2 separate regions of the Homo sapiens genome follow, and region 1 is linked to region 2. A link is an interaction called in ENCODE POLR2A ChIA-PET data of the cell type or tissue named here. Cell type or tissue: OCI-LY7. All regions are shown on one strand. Links, peaks and the distances in the headings refer to the core of each region. The heading gives the core; the rest is flanking DNA.

The links. ChIA-PET counts read pairs that join two places held together with the same protein. Peaks named below come from ENCODE experiments on the same cell type or tissue, not always from the same donor. Only the 100,000 strongest peaks of a DNase experiment are listed, where the experiment ranks them.
Region 1: POLR2A ChIA-PET joins it to region 2 with 5 read pairs; 2 of 35 experiments call an interaction of 5 or more read pairs at or near these places.

Annotation. Positions count from the first base shown.
Region 1 is chr15:67,393,571-67,402,523 of GRCh38, reverse strand. It overlaps IQCH (IQ motif containing H), which reads right to left. Exons shown (of 21, transcript NM_001031715.3): 13 at 6,961-7,233; 14 at 2,219-2,410. Among named protein-coding and RNA genes, the nearest start is that of C15orf61, 120 kb to the left of the region's middle. In OCI-LY7, for the core only: no CTCF peak of the experiment used is centred there; no DNase peak of the experiment used is centred there.
Region 2 is chr15:67,680,856-67,686,490 of GRCh38, reverse strand. The region is part of intron 13 of MAP2K5 (mitogen-activated protein kinase kinase 5); the gene reads right to left. Among named protein-coding and RNA genes, the nearest start is that of MAP2K5, 140 kb to the right of the region's middle. In OCI-LY7, for the core only: no CTCF peak of the experiment used is centred there; a DNase peak (open chromatin) is centred at 1,230.

The DNA of each region.
Region 1 (8,953 bases), core at 1-2,500, 280 kb after region 2:
AAAGTAATGCTTTGATGTCTAAATGTGCACCATTACGATGGTCTTCTGGAACAAAGGAGAATTCTAATCCTAAATTCTCAATAGCTACACTCAATGGAGACTGCAGCTCACCTCCACTCCGAATATGATTTCACTTTGAAGGCAAAAGAATGTCAATAGGCTCCTACAAAAAAAGAGGCACCTTTTCAGAACTACTTTATTTTTATTTTTGGCTTCAGATCATGGCTAAGCACTGGCCTCAGACTGTAAGGAGATTTCTGAATAATTATATTTTCCTTGTTAAGTTTTAAAAAATGATTTAGTTAGATTATTAATTATTCAAGAGCTTTGCATTTAATAACATTAACAACAGTGCCAAATGTATTTGGTGCCAATTAAAAATGCTACGGTTTAAAATAACTGAAATTTAAATAATGCACAATGAGGCTTCTAAATACAATTCAGCCAAATGTCAGTATTTTAAATATTTTTTAAAGTCAAACATTTCAAATTTATCATAGTGTAATGTCAAGAGAATTCTTTAAAAATTATTGGTTTGAAATACTGAAGCCAACAAATACTTTGCACATTAACACTTCAATGTTTTAAATTAAAAAACCATATTTTTATGGTTTAATCTTAACAGTGTTGCTTTAAAAAAAATCTATACAATACGAAATAAAATCCAGTTCAAAGAGAATATAAGGGAAATCTCTATGGGCCTCAAAATTAAATACATTTTCTTTGTTTTTATCTTTATCTAGAAGAGTAATTCATTTTGGTGTCTTTTAAATAATATGTAAAAAGCTGGCCATGACAGGTACTGCATTTAGTCCATTTACTGATGGAGGGGAGAAACGAAGCCCAGAATAGATCATGGGGAAACCAGTCACATTTGTCAAAGGGAACTCTCTCTCCTGACTGTTCAATAGATTTATTCATCACTCCACTTTCCAAGAATAATGTGGTTCCCTCAAGTGTGCCCCTCCCTCTCTATCACTTGTGTCTTGATTCATATACTTCCGTAGCGGGATGCTCAAAGCAGACGCAAATCACTTTGCATAGCCCACTGCTATGTATGCTGGTAGGGAAGGAACCAGTTAAGGGAATTTGCATTGTGATTTTCCTAATCGGTTATGCTTTAACCAGCAGGTCAGCCAAAACAGATATTTGGGATTAAGAGAAGCCAGGCAAGACTGGGGATTTCTGGATGAAAAGCAAGATAGTTTTAGAATGGCAGGTTTAATTTATATATTAAACCATATAAAATTACTTTAATTAAGCAAATTTGGAAGGGACTAAAAGGTTGTACGATTCATCCCTTCACAAATGTGCATGGAAAAAATCTATACACGTCCATTCATGCTAAGACTTCTTACCTACAGCTCAGCTTTTGCTGGGAGATTTTCTGGCTGGAATGTACTATTTTCTCAGCATCTCACAGGGACCAGCACTTACATAAATTTCCTTGAATTGTCTTCAAAAACACATGACTGCTGACAGAATGCTATTATACATTAGCTTCCAGGTGACAACAATTCACTAATAGAATTTCTATCTCATAATAAAATACAGCTAGCTTAACAACAACAGTTGTTAGAAGCACATGATCAAGAACCACTTAGGGCAAATTATAAGATTTGTAATGTTACCTGAATGTGATAAAAAAAATTACTTCCTAATTATCATAATCAATTTCAAGATGTGAATAAGGACTTTTAGGGCCCAGAGAAGAAACACTGAAAATAACCCAAATTGTGGCTCATACTTGTAATCCCAGCACTTTGGGAGGCTAAGATGGGTGTATCGTTTGAGCTCAGGAGTTCGAGACCAGCCTGAGCAACATAAGGAGACCCTCCCCGTCCCAATAAAAAAAAAAGAAAAAAGAAAAATTTAGCCAGGCATGGTGGCGCATGCCTGTAGTCCCCACTACTCAGAAGGCTGAGGTGGAAGGATCCCTTGAGCCAGGGAGGCAGAGGTTACAGTGAGCCCTGATTGTACCACTGCACTCCAGCCTGGGCAACAGAGTGAGGCCCCATCTCAAAAAAAAAAAGAAAAAAAAGAACTCAGTCAATCCCATTCATTGTGTATATAAGGAAAAAGGTCCCAAGAAAGGCACTGCTGGCAGGTGACAGAGCTAAGTAGAGAGGAAAGTACTTTCATCTCTTAGCTGAACTTTTTGCTTCGTCCCCTAACTGTTCACAGACCCTGCGGGTTTAAGTCACCATTGAATACTCACTTGTGCCCATTTCTTTCTCCAGTCTTCAAGGCCATATCTGCTACTCTCCTTTAGCACCCATTTGTAGCACTTTAGGTAGGAAGGAATATCACAAAATGCAGTCCCATTTCCTCGGAACTCAGAGTCCATTTTAAAGAGCCAACGCTGTATTTGCAGGTGATCAGTTATCAGCTGACTCAGCTGCTCTATCATCTGTGAGGCCAAAGACACAGCTGCATTTAATACAGTTCATTTCCTGGGATTCCTTTTTATCGTAACAACTTAGTTGCTGTACTTCTCATGTGTCTTTACTTCTAATGGTCTGTTCATTTGGTTATCTTCTAGTTATTAAGACAGATTAAAGAAGTTTAAAGTGATATAAATATGATGCGAAGAAACCATTAACCAATGAGACCAAAGACATGTTTAAAAGCACAGTCTTATTTGAGAAATTCTGAAATTATCATTTTGCTGGCTTCTGAAGGCAAAAGAAAGAATCCTTGAATGCCTGTAATTGAATCTTGATATTGTTTTCTTTCTTTTTCAGAGAATTATGCATTTACTTATTGATTCCTCAAATGATGTTTTAATTGTTTCAAGACTAGAAAGAGTTACAGTCTTGAAAACTTTAACTGTTTGGGGCTTTGTTGAGCTTTTTACTGCTATAAACTATAAAACATTTAATTTTTTCCTCATTAATGTACATGAAATACATTTGTTTGGCTGGCCAATTGGCCAAGTTTAGTATATGTGTGATATAAACACATATATTTTAGAACAAGACAGATAAAGGAGATAAAACATTTGTGAAAGCAAACTTCCTGGAATACACACCTACTTGACATTTTATTTGAAACATTTCCTCAAGAACTGGGCTCAAACACATGGGAGCTTAAGGGATAGAACAGTACTCCAAGCTCTAGTATCATAATAATGATGATAATGGTCTCTAAGATAACTGAACTCTCAGTAGGAGACAGGCCTTGGCTCATGTCAGTTCTTTGCATGAATTTTCTCATTTAATACCATAATCTATGAGGTGGACACAATTACTAGTTTTCTTTTATATGTAAATAAACTGAGGTTCTGCTAATTTAAATAACTTTCCCACAATCACACAGCATTGAGTAGCAGAGTAGGAATTCCATTCAAGTTGCTTTGACTCCAAAACCTATGCTCATTCCCTCTTTACTGTGCTGCCTATCCCAACCCACAGAGAGGTGGAGAAGGGTGAAGTAGAGAAAGAAGTCAGAAGAGGAGCAAGAGAAGCCACTTTCCTTACACTCAATAAGCCATTTGGGGTGAGTTTGAATCAGATAAAAGTCTATAGCAAGATGACTTAATTATAAGTAATACTCACCTGGCAGAGCCTGGGAGAAAAATACCTCATTAACTCACAAAACGATTTTTCTGTCTTGTCTTCTTATCAGACTTTCCAGTCTATACTTCCCAGAAAGCAACAAAATAACACTAAGCTTTTTGTCTCCAGAGCCTTCCCATGCTGTTCTTGGCTATGGTTTTCTGTACGGAAGGATTCTGTGACACTCTTATCCTCTTTTTTGATCAGATCTCTTTGCCCACAATTTTTTTTTTTTTTAACTAAAGAGTGTGAAAGGACTCATGATTTACAGTTCTGTTGAGGTTTGGAGCTACCAGATTAAAGTTATTTTGATTAAAGGCCTGATCTGTTCTTCTGGGTTGTATCTGTCCAGCAAATCTTCCTGGGGATACTATACTACATGGCAGTGTGGAAGAGACAGCAAAATGGCCATACTTGGGTTCTCTGGAAACCTCATACAACTATGGGGTATTCAGTGAGGGTGAAAATTAAAATTGTCTTAGCTCCCTAATTATCAAGTAGTGTTTATTGATGATTTGGGTGTTTAAATGACAGAACTCTGGTCTACAAACCATATGGTGATGAACACAGCCTAGGAAGGTTTTTTAAATATGCCTTCCAAAGTTGTTTCCTTATTTCTCTAATGTGTTGAGAATATAGATTTTATATTTAATAATATTTTGCTGTATTATGATCACACTTTGCAGAAGTAGAAATGGTCTTTGGCCTGTTAACATCAGATAAAATTCTTTTGCTAGTGTAAGGAAAGGTGTTCTGGCATAGATTTTTTAAAAATTACATATTTAGATATATTATATATTTGCAGGTTTCGACTACTAACAGAATTATTATCTATTTCTTCCAAATCCTATTATTTGTTGCTTCTGAGAATCCTATAAATGGGCATCTGTTGATGGATCCCCTACAGTAATGAAAAGGATCAATAGTATTGTAAAGATTGCACCACTGGAAAGAATTATGTGCTATCTTTAAGTGAAAATTGAACAGTGCTTTAAAATAGCATCTCCATTTTTGATTATTTAACCAAAGCTGTCAATATTTCCCATGGAGCATGTTCCAGAAAGAGAACTTTCACAGTTACTTTATGGATCAAAACAGGAAATGCTCACTGTGTTCATGCTAGATTTAAACAAATTAATCCTAAACAAAATGACTTTATGCTATTTCCAAATGTTTATCATTTTTGTTTGAGTCTATCTGTTCAAAAGATGTAATAAATTTTTTTAGCTGTGATTTGTTTTATCCTGGTAAAGAGCAGAAAAATACTGCTAAAGTCCAACTGAAAGTCAGAAATAATAACCTAAGTTAAAATAATCGCAGCTTTCTTTCACCAGCTTTAAGTTTATGATGCACATCGGTAAAAAGTCAGTGTTATTGATTCATCCCCATCTGCAGATTCAAAATGCTGACATGCTCAGATAGAATAGATAGGGTAGTCACTATCTGGAAAAATCTCAGTGGAGTATTTTAATTCTTGATGACCTCAGATGTATGTTTTCCAAACAAGTAGAGTAGAACTCAGTGAAATATTGGTTTATTGTTATACAATTTGCACATACCATAGGTCAAATGACATCTCTCAAATCTGATGTGTCTCTAAGGAGGTTTTTAGTCATACTTCTGAATACTAGCACTAGAGGGAGATTTTACTGCATTAAATGTGCCTGCATCTTTAACTACAATCAACATATGCGGTTCTGAAATATTTCATAGCAAAGATTGCCTGAGATTTCCTCAGTGAAGATGAAGGCAAGACTCAATATAAACATTGCACATACATGTTAAAGCTTTGAAGGTTGTTTAATGTATAGTACATGTGTGTAATAATATAATTTAAAATTTTATTTTGCTTGTAATAAGTATAACAGCCAGATATTCTGCTGTGAAGCAGAGTCAAGCAATCTACCTTGTTATCTTCAAATTCCAGTGGTGGCTAATGACAATGGAAGTGACATAACAGCTCAGGAGGAGCCTCTCTATTCCACTCCTACTAAAATTGCCTGCGACTGTCCTAGGTTGTGATACCGTTAAGAGAAACCTCCTTCATAAGCCCATGAACATTGCCCAAGAATACTCTAACAAGAGTGAAATACTTGCTGGCAATTTAATAAGCTAATAGTATCTTCAAACTAATCTCTGCAAAGTATGATTTGTTGAAAGGCTAGATTTTTGAGCTCAGTGGCTGTGAGGTGCAGAGCATCATGATCAGGCAACTGAGAGTAGGAGGGGATCCCTAAATATTGTCCCTCACAAACTGACTCACTGTGCACTGTTCTCTGGTTTCCCAACAAGTGGGTAGGGGGGATAATTTGTGATTGGCTCAGAGTAATGGTCAAGAGGTGTACTGAAACAGAGGTTAGGAAATGTTAACAGCCATTTGTCTTTTAATTTTCTCTATTATGAAAACAGATGGCAGTTAAATGGGAGAACATCTGCCAGGGCTAACTCAAAGAGAAAACATTTCTAGTGGCTAATACATTTCTCCCCATGTTTTAGACCCTGACTATCTGCTGGAAGAATGCATAGCCACACACTTGGTCCAAGGCAAAACGAAAACAGACAGTTTTATTCCTGGAGCTGTCTTACTTCCCCAGTTTTATTCCTGGAGCTGTCTTACTTCCCCCTTCTGAGATCTTTCCCCTCCTCCATTTCGATCGCTTCCTGAAGAGCGAAGGAAGTCTGCAGCCCTCTGTTCACAGGCCCTCTGCAATCTGACCCAGTGGGGAGGCTCACTCACTGGAGTTTTCCAAACCCACTGCTTTTAGCGAAAACTGACTCTCCTATTTCTTAGGATCCTATTTAATGACTGGCAAGCTGATATGATGATGAATTAATCCATGTTAAAGCATTAAATATTGATAGCAGATTAGTCCAAATGATATATACATTTTAACAGTGCTTATTCCAAATGAGTAAATAGTTTGGAAATTCCAGCAATTTCTGCAAGACTAACAGGAAAATACTTTAAAACACAAAGTTCTAAAGTAGATTCCCTCAGGCTGGGCGTAGTGGCTCACGCTGGTAATCCCAGCACTTTGGGAGGCTGAGGTGGGCAGATCACTAGAGGTCAGGAGTTCGAGACCAGCCTGGCCAACATGGTGAAACCCCATCTCTACTAAAAATACAAAAATTAGCTGGAAGTCACAGAAACTGGGAGGTGGAGGTTGCAGTGAGCCAAGATCACACCACTGCCCTCCAGCCTGGATGACAGAGTGAGACTCCATCTCAAAAATAAATAAATAAATAAATAAATAAATAAATAAAGTAGATTCCCTCAAATCAACTCAAATATTCCACCTATTCTTCATTGGGTAGGTCTGGCTCCAGAAGACTTGGAAATTGTCCAAGATCAAGAGGATGTTTCAAATATTTGAACAGAGCTTCACTTGTCCACCCCACATACCTGTTGCTGACTATAAATATCATATATTCCAGGAGGAACTGCCACATTGGCACTGTCAAAGACACGTTTGCCTCCAGATTTGGTACTATAAAGATGAGCTAGTTCAGGCTCAGAGCCCAGGATGGGTATGTCTAACATATCGGCCACAGCTAAATCATCTCTGTGGAGGAGCCCGCTGACGATGTAGGCCTCTGTTCCTCGGATGAGATTTTTTATTCTTTTGATTGCCTTGGGACTGTACATCAGGTGAGTGGCCAGGCACATATGATGCTTCTGGGGGAAGATCATATTATTCTTGTTAAAAGGTGTCCTTTTTTCTAGTCCATACACCTAATTTATAATGTTGCACATAATAAATACATTATTAATAGCAGGCTGGGTTATGACCTATCCTGTTGTTTAGCAGTTTAAATTGATAAAAGCTGTTGGGGTGAGGTTCCATAATCGCTCACATCTTTAGTGTGTTGGAAATAGGCTCACTGGGAATAGAACTAATTACTACACGTCTGTATTTATTTGATCCACGTGGAATTATCCTTCTGTCAGAAGGAAAAGAGGCTGGCGGCCTTTGGGTAATAGCAAGTCATCTCTGCAACACTTCTGGCATGGTTTAACATTAAAGTGTCTGGAAAATCAATACAAAAAATGAAGAAAAAAGCCTCATAACATTCTTTACTTTATAAATTCCTACCACGGCAACTCTTTAAATGCTTGAGTAGGAAAAAGGCACTTGACCCGACACCCTCCTTCCAAAATTCTACCACTAAATCTGCTTCAGATAATATGCACTTTTATAATGATTATCATGGTTCTAGGCAACAACTCTGGAAAGGATTCACAAATAGAAAATAATTGAAAATTTCAGCAAGACTCAAATTCATTTTTCAGTGAAAAACTCTTTTTGTTTTATTTTTGACTAGTTAGTCCCAGCTCAGCAATACATGTGACTGTCTCATTCAATTAAATAAATAATTCTAGCTAGTCTAATGGGGGCAGAGAAAACAGCATACACCAAAACTAACACAACCATGTTTCTGTTTTTGAGGGGTGGGGACACAAATAACAGTTAACACATAACTGAGATGGGGCAGAGAAGGGCCATAAGGATCTGCCGAGTACTCAAGAGGCCTGCTGGTGGGGAATGCTGAAAAGGCAAATACACATTCTCCTTGTGCCTGTTTCCTCATCTGTAAAATGAGTGTAATAACAGTATCTACCTCATAAGGATGCTGTAAGGATTAAATGAGATAATGTATGTAAAGCACTTATAATAGTGCCTTGGATACAATAAAGACTTAATGAATGTTAGCTAGTACTATTATTATGAAAGAGGTTGGGGTTGAGGTGAATTCTGAAGGATGGGTGGGATTTTATCAGGTGAAGATGGGCATGGGAAAGACATTACCTAAGGATAGAATAAAATAATCCAAGATTGTTTTCCTCCCTCTAGAGAAGAGGGCAGCATGGCACACAGGAAAGTGATGGGGCTTTGGAGTGAAACAGGTCTGGCTTTGAATTCAGCTCTATCACTTATAAGGCTCCATTAATGTAGGCAAGTAACTTAGACCCCCTGAGCCTATTTCTTCACCTGTTAGATAAGAATAAAAATTACCCATTTGCTGGGGTTGCTCTAAGGCTTTTAAAATAAGATCACAAATGTAAAATACCTAGTATAATACACAGCATTGATACTCAACAAATGGTAATAGTTATTATTACAGAGAAAACCCTCTTAAAAATAAAGTCAGGCTAGGCACCGTGGCTCATACCTGTAATCCCAGTACTTTAGGGGAGGCCATGGCAGGCAGATCACTTGAGCCCAGGACTTTCAGACCAGCCTGGGCAACGTGGCAAAACCCCCTATCTACAAAAAAATTAGCCAGGTATGTGGTGGTACACACCTGTGGTCCCAGCTACTAAAAGCCTGAGGCAGGAGAATTGCTTGAGCCAGGGAGGTCAAGGCTGCAGTGAACCGAGATCATGCCACTGCACT
Region 2 (5,635 bases), core at 1-2,500:
GGATTACAGGCGCCTGCCACCACCCCCAGCTAGTTTTTGTATTTTTAGTGAGACGGGGGTTTCACCATGTTGCCCAGGCTGGTCTCGAACTCCTGAACTCACGTGATCTGCTTGCCTTGGCCTCCCAAAGTGCTGGGATTACAGGTGTGAGCCATCGCGCCTGGCCATGTAATTATTTTTCTTTAAACAATCTGCTGATTATTGTTGGATGATATATCTGTCATTATAATTGAAATAGGTGTCCTGCAAACACTGTACAGTTGTGTCTTGTTCTTTTATACAGTTTGACATTTGTGCTTTTAATTGGACTGTTTAGACCATTCACACTTAACGTAATTATTGATATGGCTGGGTTCAACTCTACCATCTATTTGCCCCATCTGTCCTTTGTTCCTTTTTCTCTTCTTTTCCTGCTTTCTTTTGGGTTAGCTGGGCTAGTTCTTAGCATTCCACTAATCTCTACTATTTGCTTCTAAGCCAGAGGTTGGCAAACTTTTCCTGTAAAGAGTCATAAGTGGATATCTCAGGCTTTGAGAGCTATAAGCTTTTTGTTGTAACTACTCAAATTCTGCTGATGTAGTGCAAATGCAATGATAGGCCACATGTAAATGAACGGCCATGACTGTGTTCCAATTCCATTGTGTTTGTAAAAACAGGCGAAGGCCCAATTTTTGCCCATGGGTTGAATTTTGCCAGTCTGTTTGAAGCTTTATTTATTTATGGCTGTTCTAGAATTTACAATATGCTGCTTTAATTTCTTACAGTCTACCTTCAAGTAATATTAGGGTATTTCATTTATAATGTACAAACCTTACAATAATATATTTCCATTTTCTTCTTCTCATCTTTTATTTTCATACATCTTTCTTCTATGTACACTATAAGCTCCATAATATAATGTCTTTATTTTTCCTTTAAATAATTATATTTTAAAGACATTTAGAAGTGAGAAAACATCTTTTTATTTATCCACGATTTGTGAAACTATTTATTCCTTTGTGTAGATCTAACCATCCATCATCAGTTTCCTTCATCCTAAATAGCTTAACATTTTTTTGTAATGCTGGTCTACTGGCAATGAATTCTCTCATATTCATCTGAAAAAGTCTTTATTTAGCTGTTTATTTTTGGAAAATGTATTTGCTGGGCACAGAATTCTGGAATAATTTCTTTCTTTCAACATTTTAAAGACGTCTTTCCATTATCTTCTGGCTTGCATAGCTTGTGACATGAAGTCGGCTGTCAATCTTATCTTTGTTTCTCTACTTAATGTGCTCTGTTTTCTGTGAATATTTTTAAGATTTTCTTTTTACTCACTGGTTATCAAAATTTTTATTTTGATGTGCTTTGGTGTGGCTCTGTGTTCATCCTGGTTAGGGTTCATTGAGTTCTTAGATCTGTGGACTTACAGGCTTCACCAAATTTGGAAAGTTTTCAGCCATTATTTCTTCAAATTATTTTTTGTTTCCTTTTCTCTTTCCTCTTCTTTTGAGACTCCACTTAACACATATATCTTAGACTTCTTGATAGTGTCTCAAAGATCATTAAGGTTGTGCTCATTTAAAAAAATATTTTTTCTAGTAGTAGAAATGAGTAATTTTGGATAATTTCCAGATCTTTAACCTCAATATCACAATTTCTTCTGTAGTGTCTAATTCAGTTAATTCCATCAATGAAATTTTTATTTCAGATATTTTTCATAATTGAAAAATAAATGTTCAACTTGTTTGTCTTCCATTTCTCTCATTATGCTCATGTTTCCTATGAATTCCTTGGACATATATAGTTTTTATAATAACTATTCTAAAGTCCTGTCTGCAAAGTACATTATTTCTGGTGTGTGTGTGGGAGGGGGGCATCTATTTCTACAGATTGATTTTTTCCCGGTTATAGTCTTTCATCCATAATCAGAAGAAAAATTCTTTGCTTGTCAACTTTTTATTTGGATTGTCAACATTGTGAATCTTGTGTCGTTGAATGCTGGATTTTATTGTAATCCAGAGTGTTGGACTTGATACTGGCAAGTAATATATCTGCTGAACACTGATAGCTGAATCATTTTGAGGCTGATTTTAGACCTTTTATTTTAGGAGAGTTGAGAGTAACCACTACTACAGGGCTAGTTTAGCCCCACTGCTAAAGCATAATCCTTCTAATCTCTTTCTTGAATTCTCCAATGTGTTTAATGAGGCCTCTCTACACTGGATTATTGGAATTTAAAATATTCCCAACTTTGTATAAGTTTTGGGAATTGTTTGGCTTATAGTTCCCCAGAAATTTTCTTTTCTAAACAGTAGTTGGTTGTCTAGCTTTGTAGGATTTCACTCTATAAATGCAGAGGCTGATGTTAGGCCAGACGCAAGGGAACTCCTATGCAATTTCTAGAGCTCTTTCTCTGCATGTTCTTGCCTTTCTAGGACTCTGTTCTGTGAATTCTAGCCATTTTGGTCTCCTTGAACTCCAAATTCTGTCTTTTCAGCTCAGTAAGACCTTTGAGCTTTGTTTGGGTTTCTGTGCAGACAGCTTGGGTGATAGTAGGACTTACTTCATTTGTTTCTGTTCTCTCAGGGATCACTGTCTCACATTGCCTGTTGTCTAAAGTTTGAAGATAACTGTTTCACTATTTTGTCCAGTTTCCTAATTATTTTTGGTGGAGGGCAAATCCCACAGCAGTGACTCCATGGGCAGAAGTAGAAGTATCTGTTTGTTTGTTTGTTTTGTTTTGTTTTTGAGACAGAGTCTTGCTCATGTCACCCAGGCTAAAGTGCAATGGCGCGATCTCGGCTCACTGCCACCTCCAATGCCCAGGTTCAAGCTTCTCCTGCCTCAGCCTCCTGAGTAGCTAGGATTACAGGCGCCCACCAACAAGCCCAGTTAATTTTTGTACTTTTAGTAGTGATGGGGTTTCGCCATGTTGGCCAAGCTGGTCTCGAACTCCTGACCTCAAGTGATCTACCTGCCTCAGCCTCCCAAAGTGCTGGGACTACAGGCATGAGCCACCACACCCCGCCTCCCTTTCTTTTAAAATGTTTGCTTTTGTCTTTTGTTCATTGTATTGACCTTATATCATAAACCACCTTGAATCCTTTTTTAAGGTAATGTAGATATAAATAATCTTAGGACTTTATTAAACTAGGTTAAATCTGAATTCATGTGGCAGAATTTGAAGCAAATAGAATCCCTTTAAATCTTGGGTTAAGGACAGCTCCCCTAATTTAAATTTTGTTATCTCTTGCATAAAATATTCTACCTTATATCCAAAGTATCAACAATCCTAGTATATAGCCACTGAACTTATTACTTCAAGGTTTCATTTAAAACATGCAAGTTCTACAACTTTTTTTTTTTGAGACAGAGTTTTTGCTCTTGTTGCCCAGGCTGGAGTGCAATGGCCCAATCTCAGCGCACTGCAACCTCCGCCTCCCGGGTTCAAGCGATTCTCCTTCCTCAGCCTCCCGAGTCTCTGAGATTACAGGAGACTGCCACCATGCCCAGCTAGTTTTTGTTATTTTTAGTAGAGATGGGGTTTTGCTGTGTTGGCCAGGCTGGTCTCGAACTCCTGACCTCAGGTGATCCACCTGCCTCAGCCTCCCAAAGTGCTGGGATTATAAGCATGAGCCACTGCACCCAGCCTACAACTCTTTTTTTTTTATTTTTTGAGATGGAGTCTTGCTCTGTCACCCAGGCTGGAGTGCAGTGGTGGGATCTCACCTCACTGCAAGCTCTGCCTCCTGGGTTCACACCATTCTCCTACCTCAGCCTCCCAAGTAGCTGGGACTACAGGCACCTGCCACCATGCCCGGCTAATTTTTTGTATTTTTAGTAGAGATGGGGTTTCACCATATTAGCCAGGATGGTCTTGATCTCCTGACCTCATGATCTGCCTGCCTTGGCCTCCCAAAGTGCTGGGATTACAGGTGTAAGCCACCACATCCAGCCAACCTACAGCTCTTAAGAATAGCTCCAGGGGCCAGGCGCAGTGGCTCACACCTGTAATCCCAGCACTTTGGGAGGCCAAGGCGGGTGAAACATGAGATCAGGAGATCGAAATGAGCCTGGCCAACGTGGCAAAACCCTGTCTTTACTAAAAATACAAAAAATTAGCTGGGTGTGGTGGCGTGTGCCTGTAGTCCCAGCTACTTGGGAGGCTGAGGGCTGAGGCAGGAGAATCGCTTGAACCCAGGAGGCGGAGGTTGCAGTGAGCTGAGATCACACCACTGCACTCCATTGTGGCAATAGAACAAGACTCTATCTTAAAAAAAAAAAAATAGCTCTAGAAACACTGAAATGATTTGATTTTTTTTTCTTGTTTGTTTTCAGCTTCACTCGAAGCCATAGACAACAGCACAACAGATTAGGCAGAAAGATTACTTTTAAGGAGGTAGTTATATTTATGCTTATTTTAATGCAATATCAAGTTATGGAAAACAAACAGCAATTGAAGGCATACAGCTTTTCATTCAGTTCACTTAAAAACATCACAGCCTTTCTTCTGTAAGCAAAGCACAGAAAAGATGAGTCATTAAAGTGATTGATTATAAATGGCAATCATCAGGGCAGATGTAAGTCATTTTGGTTTAATCAGGGCATTAATTATTAGGGTTTATCAATTAGTTTTATTGAAGGCAAGGGAGCTCAAATGAATACTAGGGCATTGATTTTAACTGAGACATTTTCTCAAAGAAAATACAAATGAGGTGTGTTGAAGCCTGGAATTATGGGTCCTTTTCATACCACTAAAGAGAAATAAGTTTCTTCTACCGCAACACATAAACCTTTAGTGAAAAAGCAAACTAACTTATTCTCCTTTTGCATTAAAAATATCAAGTTTAGGTGTTTCCTAATTTAAGGTTTGGGTTTAAGCTATCTTGGCCAAGAGATGACTATCATTTTGGAAATAGTAAGATAAAGGCACAATGTAAAGTGGCTCATTTTTAATATCCAATACTCCTTTTTTCATTTTAAAAGATTTAGTCATTTTATGCAGTAGGCTTTTATAGGCATCAAAATAGATTCCTGTGGGTCAGATTCCCTTAAAGGAAGCAGAGTGATGCCCTGGAAGGTGCCGCTGCATACTGACTGTGAGACTGGACGAATCATTTAAACCTCTCTGAGCATACATGTACGTGTGGGTGTGTGTACTCACAACACTCACATGCTCAGTGTTGAGCACACAATTTCACTTAATTCTCATAACAATCCTGAATTCTCACTGACAACCTTGCCAGTGTTGGAAGATCAGATATCATCCCTGATCTTGTACATCATATCCTGTATATGATATCCTGATATCTGATATCTTGATATCTGATCTTCCTACATTGACAAGGCTGTTAAGAGAATGAAGTGGGCCTGTGTGCTTAGCACTGCTGGCACAGAGCTAGAGGTCAGTGAAATGTTGAATGAATCAGATGAATGGGAAAAACATTTTGTAAACTTGAATGTACCAAATATACTATAAAGCTACTGCTTTGTAGAATCAGTAATGATGACTTCCACTCTAGGAAATCAGGATGTGGATCATTTAATACATTGGCTCATATCCAAATGCTAAATGAGGTTAACTTTCATTATACCAGCTCCACCTGAAGGCAGGCTTCTTCTAGGGTAGCAAGTGTGTTCAGCTGGGATCACA